2 separate regions of the Mus musculus genome follow, and region 1 is linked to region 2. A link is a loop called in an ENCODE intact Hi-C map of the cell type or tissue named here. Cell type or tissue: heart. All regions are shown on one strand. Each heading gives the region's core, and the rest is flanking DNA. Links, peaks and the distances in the headings are about the cores only.

Region 1 (5,378 bases), core at 169-5,168, 50 kb before region 2:
GTTGTGGTCAGATATTGTCATTCTGTCTGAACCAATAAAAACCAGCAATTCCAGAACAAAGCACCTGAGTCACTTATGGACTAGATGTGGTTTACAAGGAAAGTAGACTAATTCTATGTATTTAAGAAGCTTCACATTCTTATTTTTCAAAGTTTGGGGTTGTCGCATTCTGTATTTACAACTTGTGTCAGGGTTTCCACTCCTTACTCCCTGTGTATACATTTTTAACTGACTGCTCTTCAATTCCCTCCCCTTCAGTTGGTGGGAGTCATTGACACATGCCTGGAGTTCAGCTAGTGCCCCTCCCACAGAATGTGGTTAGAAAACCCGACTCTTCTAGAATTGCCATCAGCCTAAAGGTTCCTTCTGGAGGGACCAAAAGCAAAATCTCTGATGCAGCTGACATTTTAGGTGTGTATATAATTTACCAAATTGTTGGCCACTTGGCTCTGAGTTGGTGGTCACAAAAGGAATTAGCAGCCCTCCCCTTCTATCCCCAAAATATGAAAAGGGAAGGGTGTTACTTGGCATTGGCTCAGAGTCCTGCTGGCACACAGAGTCAAACAGCAGCACAATGGTACATTTGGCCACAAAAGGCTTTGGGATGGTAAGAGGGGCCAAAATAGTTGTGGCATAAGTTGGCTAGAGTCTTAAGCAAATCTGAGTTTAATTTAACATAGAGATAACACCCCCCAACCCCCACCCAAAACTGTTGCTTCCTCTGTCCCCATGGAATGAGAGATGGTAGCCAGGAGTTAGTTCACAGGGGCATACATGTGCTTTCAAAGTAAGACACAGTGGTCTTTATATAGGCTTTCACATCTGCCTGGGCAAGATGGAATAAGGATAAAAAGACATAGGGGTAGCTAGGGAAAGCTGAAAATGGATCTTGAGGTTTGAATTCCTTCTGTGAGTTTGCTTAAGCCACAGTGCCTGAGCTTAGACTGGAGAGGCAGGCAGTCTGTCTCCTTGGGATAAGGAAGGATTTGGAACGCAGTGAATGTGAGGTCTTGGCCCCACTGTGTTTTCTGGTTTGTTTTGTTAGCAGAAGCAAGTTATTCTAGTTTCTTGCTTCTGGCTTTCCCCCTCAGCACACTTTAAGCAATGAGTCTCCACCCCGTTGATGGCAACGGGGTGGATGGAATGGGATAATGAAAGGGTGGACAGAGACGTCGATTCAGCTTCCTAGGCTGAAGGAACCAGGAAGATTTCAGACCTCAGAGCTAGCTCCTCAGTCCATCAAGGGTAGTGAGGGAAGGGGACCACAGGACTGAAGTCATCTCAGACCAGGACAGAAGTTGAAGTCTCAAAGAAACAACCATGGCCAGTAGTTGTTAGCTGGGAAAACCAGCTTTTGTCACTTGGAAATATCAGGAGAGACGCTATATATAGAGAAAACTGGTGTAGTCACCAACCAAAACTAATCAGGACACTTACAATGGTTGAAATGGTATGTTTTATGTTATATATATTTGCCATTCAGTAAGCAAAAGAACGTCTTCCCTTTAAAAAAACAAAACAAAACAAAACCTAGCAACAGCAAGCACCTCAGAAAACTACCAGCACTCCTTGACTGTGGACTCTAGTTTACAACCTTGAATATTTACTAAGTGCTTGTCACTGTGATGAAGCAAGTTCAAAATATGTGTCAAACAAGACACATGTTCTAGGTGAGCAAGCACTGAAAGAGCCCACCGAGTCACAAGAAGATGTGTTGTAGGAAGGCACACCAGCCCCTCACACCCAACAGGGCCTGTGGTTCACAGGGCAAAAGTGTAGGGGGTACAACTTGGTGGCTCTTTTTATGTTTATGGGCAGAAACAGGGTCTCACTGTGTAGCCTTGGATGTCCAGGAACTCACTATGTAGACCAGGCTGGCCTAGAACTAGCAGAGATCCACCTGACTCTGCCTCTCAAGTGCCAAGACTAAAGGCATGCCAGCCTTAACTTGGTGGTCCTTGGCAAAGCTCCTGTTAGGGCTTCCAAGAATAAAATGTCATCTAAGTGACCCAGTTTTTTAAAAACAATCTCTAAGTGAAAAGGTCAGCCTAGAATTCAAGTCTTTCTCTTGTCATTCCTGGTTACGCTACTGTGAATAATGCTTGGGCAGAAGGAAATGCCCAAAAGATAGAGTAGAATGAGTCACCTCCAGGAAGAAGGCAGAGATGGAAATGAGCTCAAAAGGGGCCATTCGTTCCTTCCAGCTATGCTATTGTTTATTTGTGAGTGGAGCACTGTGATTAAACTTTGTTTTCTCTTTAGTACTACTTGGTCCTGGGTTCAAGTAAATAGTTGGCGTTCAAGTAAATCTTTAAATAACGATGGTGTGTGGGCTTGATTCAGCATGACCACTGAGGGGCACTTTAGCAAGGTTGTCGAGGCCATAGAGTGAGAATGTCAGCTGTGCTCCTCAGCCAACCTATAAGCCTAAATATGTTGCTTAAACTTGCTGCAGCTCAATTTCCTTCCTGTAAATCCCACCTCACTAAGGTGTGAGTTTAAGTGAGGTGCCCATGTGTGTGGTGCTGAGTGTAACGTTTAGCAATACAGAGAATGCCCTTAGTGCTCTTAGTGGAAGTCCCCTCTATGATGTGAAAAACAACCTCTTGGCCAATAGCACTGTAATGTCCCTTTATCATAGCCCATCTGACCATAGTTTCTTTCTCTGCTCATGTTTCTTGTGCTGGCCACCAGTTAGACTATCTGTGAACAGCAAGAACATACTAATGGACACTAGAAATTGAAACATTACACTGGAGATAACTACATGGTTTTATATTTACTCTATACCCCCTTTCCAGCACAATTCCAGTCTTTTCTAGGTTACACCCCACCCCATATTTCTGTCTCTGACATGGGTAATAATTTACTCCACATGACTGATAAGGAAACTAAATAAGTATTGAATTTTTATTGCTATATGTTAGTAAATAGTTAAATGTCATAAAAAATGCTTTCAGATGGCCCAACAGAAGCCATTGGAAGCTGAGTGGAAGGAACAGTTGGCTTCCTGTGGTACACTTTCCCTTTAGAAACACTAGTAGGAAGCAGAGTGTGATGGCCCAATAGGAAATAAGCAAAAAAGCACAGCAGAACTAAAAACCCAACAGAGTGACCTAGACATGATAACCCACACCTGCAATTCCAGGACTCAGGAAACTTAGGCAGGAAGATCAGGTGTTTGGAGAGATCCTGGGAGATGAAAAAGTTCTAGAGCAGCTTGGATTATAAATCAAGACCTCCCCTCAAGAAACCAAGGGCCAGGGGCAACATAGCTCAGTGATCAAGTGCCTGTCTATGACTGCCTAGCATGCTTGATCCTGGGTTTGATCCCTAGCACAGAGATATTCAGTGAGGTGGCACTGCTAACAGCATTGTGCCCTTAAATAAGATCTTTTTCTGTTGTCAGAACTCAGTGTGTTCTTAGTGATAAGTTATTCTATATGTTGATGCATATAAATATGAATATGCGAATCATAGTTCTTATTATTGGGTATTTAAATAAATGATCTCCTTTCCAAAATTTGGAACTTCTTGGTAACTCAATTTTATTTTATTTACATTTTTACTTGATTGTATCTACATATTTTCTAGGATGCCCTATAATGTATTCTCCTGAAATCACCTTAGATAAGAATTATGAACACTATACCAAACTGCAGTTCTTGTTTATTTAGACAAGATTGCTGTCTAACTCACTGGTGTGAGCTGCCCTGCAAAGAAGAAAAAGTAATGGCCTGGGGATGGGTAAAGGTGGGGGAGGCAGGAGGAAGGCAAGAAGTCAGCTTGGCCCCAAATGGCTTTGGAACCCAAGAGAAGGGAGAACTGGCTGCCCAGACGTGTTATTTTTCCTGTGGCTTCCACCCCCACCTCTTCCAGTCTGAGCTATGAGTACAGTTGAATTTTTCACCACAGAACTTGGCTATGCTTCCTAAGGGACTTTCTCCTCCCCCCCCCCATCTTTCCATAAATTATAGGTTTGTACATGAGAGCAGAGCAGATGATTCTCATTATCTTTTGGGTTGGGTTCATGTGTGCATGTGTGTGTTTGAGAAACCTCCTGCTGTCCACTCTTAGCTGTATATCAGAACTCAAAGCTGAACAGCTTTTGTTAACAGGAGAGCCCGATGACCCTCCTTCCTTCTCAACAGGATGATTTTAACTTGACTTATGTCAACTGCAGGAAACAGGAGGCCCAGGCACTATTTACTCACAGCCCTGATGTCAGGTACAGTACCTGACAGACACCCTGTGTTGAAGTCTCTTTGTGAGTGTATCTGCTGATTTTGTCATTTGACATTTCAAAAATACATTTTACTTCCATAAATAACCAGTTCAGTTTACTGAAATAACGGGACAGACGTGAAGAGGTAACTAACCCCAGAATACAGAAACCACTTATAAGTAGTTATATAACTTATTAAAGGCTAGAGCCACTGTGTAATAGTTACTTTTTTTTTTTGCTGCTATGATAAAACACCATGACCAAAAGTGACTTATAGAAAAGGGGAGTTTATTTTAGAGGTCCCTAATGGTGAAGCATGGCAAGGAGGCCCCGGGAACTGAGAGCCCACATGTTTATTCACATATAGGAAGCAGAGAGGGTGAACTAGAAGCAAAGTCAGGCTATAAATCTCAGCTCTCCCCAAGTCACATACTTCTCCCAACAAGGTTTCACTTCTTTAACGTTCCAAACACTACCACCAAACAGATACTGTGTCCAGATATGAAAGCCTATAAAGGTCTTTCTCATTCAAACAGCCACACACTACTAATGGTTAAGTGTAGAGAACTCCTATGCACGGCACGTCTTTTACTTAGGTACCCAGTATAAGTACAACACAATGACAGGTTGGGGGAAAGAATGAACTCTGTTACACTGGAACTTACTCTTCTCTGTTGGAATCCTAAAATATTCAGGCTAAACCTCTCAAAGAAAAGGATCCTCAGGGAATGGCACAAGGAAAATGAGAAAATGTGGCCTATGTGGAACAGACTATAATTTACTTCGGGATCTGATCATTTTGTCATTCACAGACACAATGAGATTAAAGGGAGGGAATTACTTGAAAAAGTACTCGTGACAGGATGAGAGGAAGAAGAAAAGCAGGAAAGGAAAGACAACATATTTAAGGAAGCAGAGTTAATGTTGAGTATTCATTTCAATAGAAAAGTTGAGGGACTTGCAGAAAGAGCAAGCAAGGATGATCACATCATCCACTCCCCAGAAGAAACATAACAATCTGGACTGCAGAAGCAGTCTTGAGAATGAAGGGATAGCTGAAGTGAACAAGATACTGGAAGAAAAGTTAGCCATCAGCATAGAAAGGGGGATAGTGCCAAGAAGCATGCTAGGGAGATGGAGAAACTGGCTGAGG
Region 2 (5,378 bases), core at 187-5,186:
GAACTCCTACAGATAGCTGAGTTACCCTTGGCCATGACATTTGCTGCTTGCTCCCAGCAAATGTGATTGACACACATTGCTCTGTAGTTCAGACCCCTTCATACACACTGGCTCTCAGGGCCAGTTGACTGCACAAGTATTGGAGGAAACACCTCTCACAGCAAAGCTTTGCATTGCTACTGACATTTAGCCTTTGCTGGGGAAACTGAGGTAGAGCCATTGTCATCTGCTTCACAAGGACATCCCTAAAACACAAGAATGTTTCTGGATACTTCCAGGCCCAGAGTCTTTGGCAGAGATGGGAAGAGTGAAGCAGAGCCACATAGCAGAAAGCGAGAGGCCCCTTCCTTCAACAGAGAGCATCAGGAACTGAGCTGCGTTGGGTGTGAACTCAGTCCCTGAGAGAGAGTACAGAAAGCGAGGACCTCAGTGGCCAGTCACTTCATGTCGTTGTCTGTTGGCTGGTACGAAGCCCAGCACCTTCCTGATGATCAGAGTCTACAATGCCTGCCAGAGAGTGCACATGGGTGCCCTAAGAACAGTTCCAAGCGTGGAATGGAGGACACTGGTCATGTTTTTCACGGTGCTGCCCAGGAGGAAGTGTCCCAGGATTGCACTCAAGCGCATCAGTGCATAGTCTGCTAGGTAGAGTTTACTGCACGCATCTTGGAGGACCGGATGTTTCCTTCCCCAGAGCCCTCCATCGGCAGGACCCACCTGTCGTTTGAATGTTTTATTTCTCCTTGTCCTTCACAGCACTTTTGACCTTTATTCAGTCCGCGTAACTACTCTTGCTTTTGTATCCTGGATGTTTTGTTTGTTTGGGATGGGGACATATTTTAAGACAGGGTCCTGCTATATATCCCTGGCTGGCCTCTAACCTGTGACCCTGCTGCCTCATCCTCCAAATGCTGGGACTATAGGTATGCACCATCATACCTGGCTTTACTTGTTTTTAATTATTTTTAAAAAATATTTAAAAGTAAAAATTATGTAATTATTAAAAGTTATTAAGAAGTAACATTTTGAAAAATACAAACCTAAACTATTAAGAAAATACCAAACATAAATAGAATTAATGAATTAATATTATCGAAATAAGTAGATATATACATATATAATTGCCACCTTACAGTAACACAAAGAGTAACTAGCGTGGTAGGAATGGGAAGTGGATCACTTCGCTCTTTGGAGGGTAGTGTACTCCCACTGTGATCCCCTTCCTTGTAAGAGCCTGCATAGTTGTCACTGTGACCAAGATGGCTGCTAGGAAGGCACTGAGACCCTGGCGGCCAGCATTCCTTCTTCCTTAACTCTTTCCAAGGCAGGAGAATGGACTCACCAGGAAGTACTTGTTTGTGTCTTTCACCTGGAGCTGGTGTTGCCCACTGCCGCCCATGCTTCTGTCCTTTGGGATTTTCACTGCTGTTCAGATCAGGGGAAACACTGGCTCACAGAGAACGCAGGGGTTCAACTCCAAGTTGCTCCCACAGGCACCAGCTCTCGATGCTTCAGTCTAGTGGGAGACATTCAGCTGACTTGTGCAGTTAGAGGCAAGCATTTCACCTCTTGGCCCACACCATTTCCTTTGGCCCCAGACCATGCAGTTGAACGCCACACGTGTGTTCATTTCCTAGCTACCCGGAAGCTATAGCCAAGGCATGAAACTTGGTAAAAGGCCAGGGCCCTATTTACCAGACACCTCACGGTGCCTTTTATAAACTCTTGGGAAGGCAGGTTGACCTCACTGGAATGAGTGGTAGGGAATGTTGCGCATAAAGGACAAAGGTGGGAAGTCTCAAACACTTGGCAAAACAGACAAACAGATTTGAGTCTCTCTCTTCCTCCTCTTGTTCATGAAATACAGTATTTATATTTTCCAGCCTCAGAGAACAGAACATGATCTTTCACTGGAGAATTCTAGACCTGCTTATTATGAAACAGATGTGCTCCCGTGGCACAGTGCCTTCTCCCTCCACCCCCAGTCCCTGTCACCGTAGCTTACTCTTGACCTTTGCTGAAACTAATGTATCTGTGATTCTGACTGTCAGAGACGCCATTCCCAGCACACTGAGCACAGAGACTTGAAGAACAGAGCCCCCGACCCCAGGTTGGCCCCATGTCCTGCCCCAACTCACAGGTGCCCAAGATTAGACCTAATAAAAGCCGAGGGTGAAATCTGGATCCCTGTTTAGCACACCTGAGTTGTCTGTCCCCACTGCCCCTTAGAGGGCCTTGCTGTGTGTGAGCGGACCTTGGACACTCCTAAGACCTTTCCCTGGACATTGCTTCGTGTTTATTTTTTAAAGGGAAAGATAAGCATGCTGTCACTCATGATCTGGAATTGGAGCCATGTCCTGCTACTTCTGTTTTCACTATGGTCCATGCCCGCTCAGGACTCACAACAGCGTTCTCTGCCACCACCACCGGAATCTGATAGGACACCGTGGAGCCAGATCAGGAGTTGGATCTGCCATGAAAATTCAAAATTGCTATTTTCAGCCCAGAATGTCTCAGAGTGCATGAAGGCCCTTACTGTTTTCAGGTCTAACAAATGACTTGGTGCAGTGTTAGGTAGTTGTTCCACTGCTTAGAAACCATCGAAACAAAAGCAAGCCTGTGCATTTCCACCTCCTTTTTTTTCATCTCAGTAAATACCATACACGTAAAGCATAATGGAAAACGGTCCATTAATCTCCTGGAGCTGCTTGCAAAGCCCAGGGAACGGCTTTTCACTAAACAGCCATTCCCTGGTGTAGCACAAGAATTCCCTCCTGCTAGTGCCAGAAACTCATGTGTGACACCATCCAGCCCGGGGGAAGTGTTGGCACCCAACCCCACCGTTAAGAAACCAGTTCCTAAAATAGACCTGCATTTGCACCGCAGTAGGAAGGCTGCAGGGTGCTCCAAAGGCAGTCAGCTCTGATGGGAGAGGAGTTCTTTCCAGGGCTGCCTGTTCCCAAAGTTGGACACAGCCTTATATGAAAACCATGCAAACTCTGTCTTCCCCCTGACTTCATGTGCTGAATAACAGCCATCTTTTGGGAGTTTTTACATTTGATGAGCTGAAAGGTTAACTGCTTCTTGATTCTTCTATAATAGGCCTCTACCAAAAAAAAAAAAAGGAGTGTGTGATTACAGTGCCTCGGGATTCGAAGGTTCCAATACAGTCTGAAATAGCCCCGTGCTGTGATTCCCCTCAGCTGCCCCAAAACAAAGGTGTCTGTGTCACTCTGTCACTGTGGCTGAGTTGCAGCACACCCTCGGTGAGGTCTGGCCTGTCTCTGCTTGTCATGTGTGCACACTGCACATGAGCACTGACAGATTGCTTTCTGCAACTCCTCCAGGAAGCTTGGCTTGCAGCCCTGCAAGTTCATTCTCCATCCGTGGCCCAGAGATCTCCAGACACAAACTACCTATGATAGCAGGAGCACAGTGATACAGGACCACAGTAATGCCACACACCCTGAGCACCAAGAGCAAAGCCCGCTGCCAGCAAGGAAGTAGAGAAAAGTTCTGCTGCTAGTTCAGGGGAGCTCTGCCCTCTCACCCTGCAGATCAGCTCTGGGTCTTCTCCCAAGCTTTGCTGAAATAGTCAGATTAGAAATTAGGCTTTGACCCTTAGTTGGAATACTGCCTGTTCCCAACACAGACTATTTTATTTTGTTTGATTTGGTTTTTCTTATGGTAAATAGGGAAGTGTGCAATATTGTTTTGGGAGTTTTCTACATGACTTTTCATCTTCTGAAATAATGTGGAGATGTCAGGAATTTGAGACAAAGGGGAAAGAAGCTAGCCCTTTCTTCCTTGGCCACTTCTCCCTGGAGCCTCTGGCCCTTGTCATCCATTCCTTGGTACTGACTCAGTAGTGGTGGTGGGCATTAGGAACGTGGCTCACTGCTCTGCCTGTCCCACTCGCCTGACCCCAGCATACTACAAGCTACGTGAGTAAACCCCTCAGCTAATCTAACCAATGCTGATCTCTGTCACAGGGACAGTTTCTTAACAGTTAAGTTTTAGCACCCAGTAGTCTCTCTGTAGGCACTTCTGTCCTTTAGATTCAAAACTCTCTGACTTGAGGTTGTTTGTTTGTTTGTTTGTTTGTTTTCTGGTATGTTTTAGTGGGTGCGGGGCTAAAACAAAAAAATCTACATCACTGTAAAACTCTGGGTGAAAGGGAAAATGTAGCTGAGCCTCTCCAGCATTTGCCAGTGTGTTTTATGTAAGATGGGTTCCTGGTGACCATGGCATGTAGCACTGTCTCCATAGAGTAGGCTCTGATGTGATGGGAGGCACTAGTGAGAGGGACCCAGGCTGCTCTGCTAGGGCTCTGCTCTGAGGGAAAAGAGACGCTGGCTGCTGTCGTTTTAGAAAGCTCCCTAGTGAAGCCACTTGTTTCCCAGGCCAGATGAACAAGACACCTAGGACAGCTCTTCCACAGTTGGGCCCATCTGGCCAGCCTTGGAAGCTGTAACCCAGCCCTGTCCCCTCCCATGATTGCCTTGCCTGCTTGCTTCCTCAGCCCTGGGCCAGGTTTGAGGCTCATGTTAATAAACCACCTAGAGACCAACTGGCCAGCGGCCCTTCCTTCCCACCGGTTCATCTCCCTGTAGGAGTGCCTTATAGTCTAGTCTAGTCTCTGACCCACTTGAAGCCTGCAGGACCCTTCAACCAACTATGGATCCCTTCGCGCTTCCCTGCTGGCTCTTGTTCAGTACACAGCCCACCTGGAGCCTGTGTATTCCGAGATGCACGTCCACCTTTGCTTAACCTGGTGCCTTAACTTCACAAGTAAAGGGATTCACATTGCAAACGCATTATCTGAGTGAAACATCAGTTTCTTCGGTGCCATTGGCACTTTTACCAGGAAATACAATAGGCATAATCATACAATGTTTTGACTTTATTTTATGATGTTTCTCAGCCACTCTTTGTTTGCTTGCTTTCATTAACCAAACTCAGGGGAATGTCATGTCACCACAGTCAATGGGGAAAGAAAGAAAACTAGCTATGCAGAAGTGAATGACAAAGTCTGTGAACTTAGTCTTTACTAGGTTCAGAAGTGACATCAACAGGAGGATTTTTTTCCTTTATTGTATAAAGATTCTCTTTACTTGCCACCTGTGTTCCACGTAGAAGGTGGGAAGCCTCGGGGATGTGTGTGGATGACAGTGTCCCTATTTTCGCCGGGGCAGTCCACCAAGCCACCGGATCAGGCCCTCATTGCAGTGAGCTCTGCCTCTGGTTACCTGTCCGGCTCTTACTGTAAACAGTCCTTACCTGTCTCCAAGGAATGATAAAGGGAGGAGGACGCCAAGACTGCAGGTGAAGAGCAAGAGTGTGTGACGTGGATGGTCCTGTATAGCTCGTTCTCGGGC

Evidence for each region. Hi-C counts contacts between places; a loop is a spot of excess contacts. Peaks named below come from ENCODE experiments on the same cell type or tissue, not always from the same donor. Only the 100,000 strongest peaks of a DNase experiment are listed, where the experiment ranks them.
Region 1: it touches region 2 in a loop (1.8-fold over the local background); 5 of 42 quality-filtered maps call a loop at or near these places.

The regions. Positions count from the first base shown.
Region 1 is chr1:64,839,678-64,845,055 of GRCm38, reverse strand. The region is part of intron 6 of Plekhm3 (pleckstrin homology domain containing, family M, member 3); the gene reads left to right. Among named protein-coding and RNA genes, the nearest start is that of Gm51628, 44 kb to the left of the region's middle. In heart, for the core only: no CTCF peak of the experiment used is centred there; no DNase peak of the experiment used is centred there.
Region 2 is chr1:64,789,473-64,794,850 of GRCm38, reverse strand. It overlaps Plekhm3 (pleckstrin homology domain containing, family M, member 3), which reads left to right. Exons shown (of 8, transcript NM_001039493.1): 8 at 1-5,378. Among named protein-coding and RNA genes, the nearest start is that of Fzd5, 54 kb to the right of the region's middle. In heart, for the core only: no CTCF peak of the experiment used is centred there; DNase peaks (open chromatin) are centred at 1,520, 2,830 and 3,350; H3K4me3 peaks cover 734 bases; H3K27ac peaks cover 2,038 bases.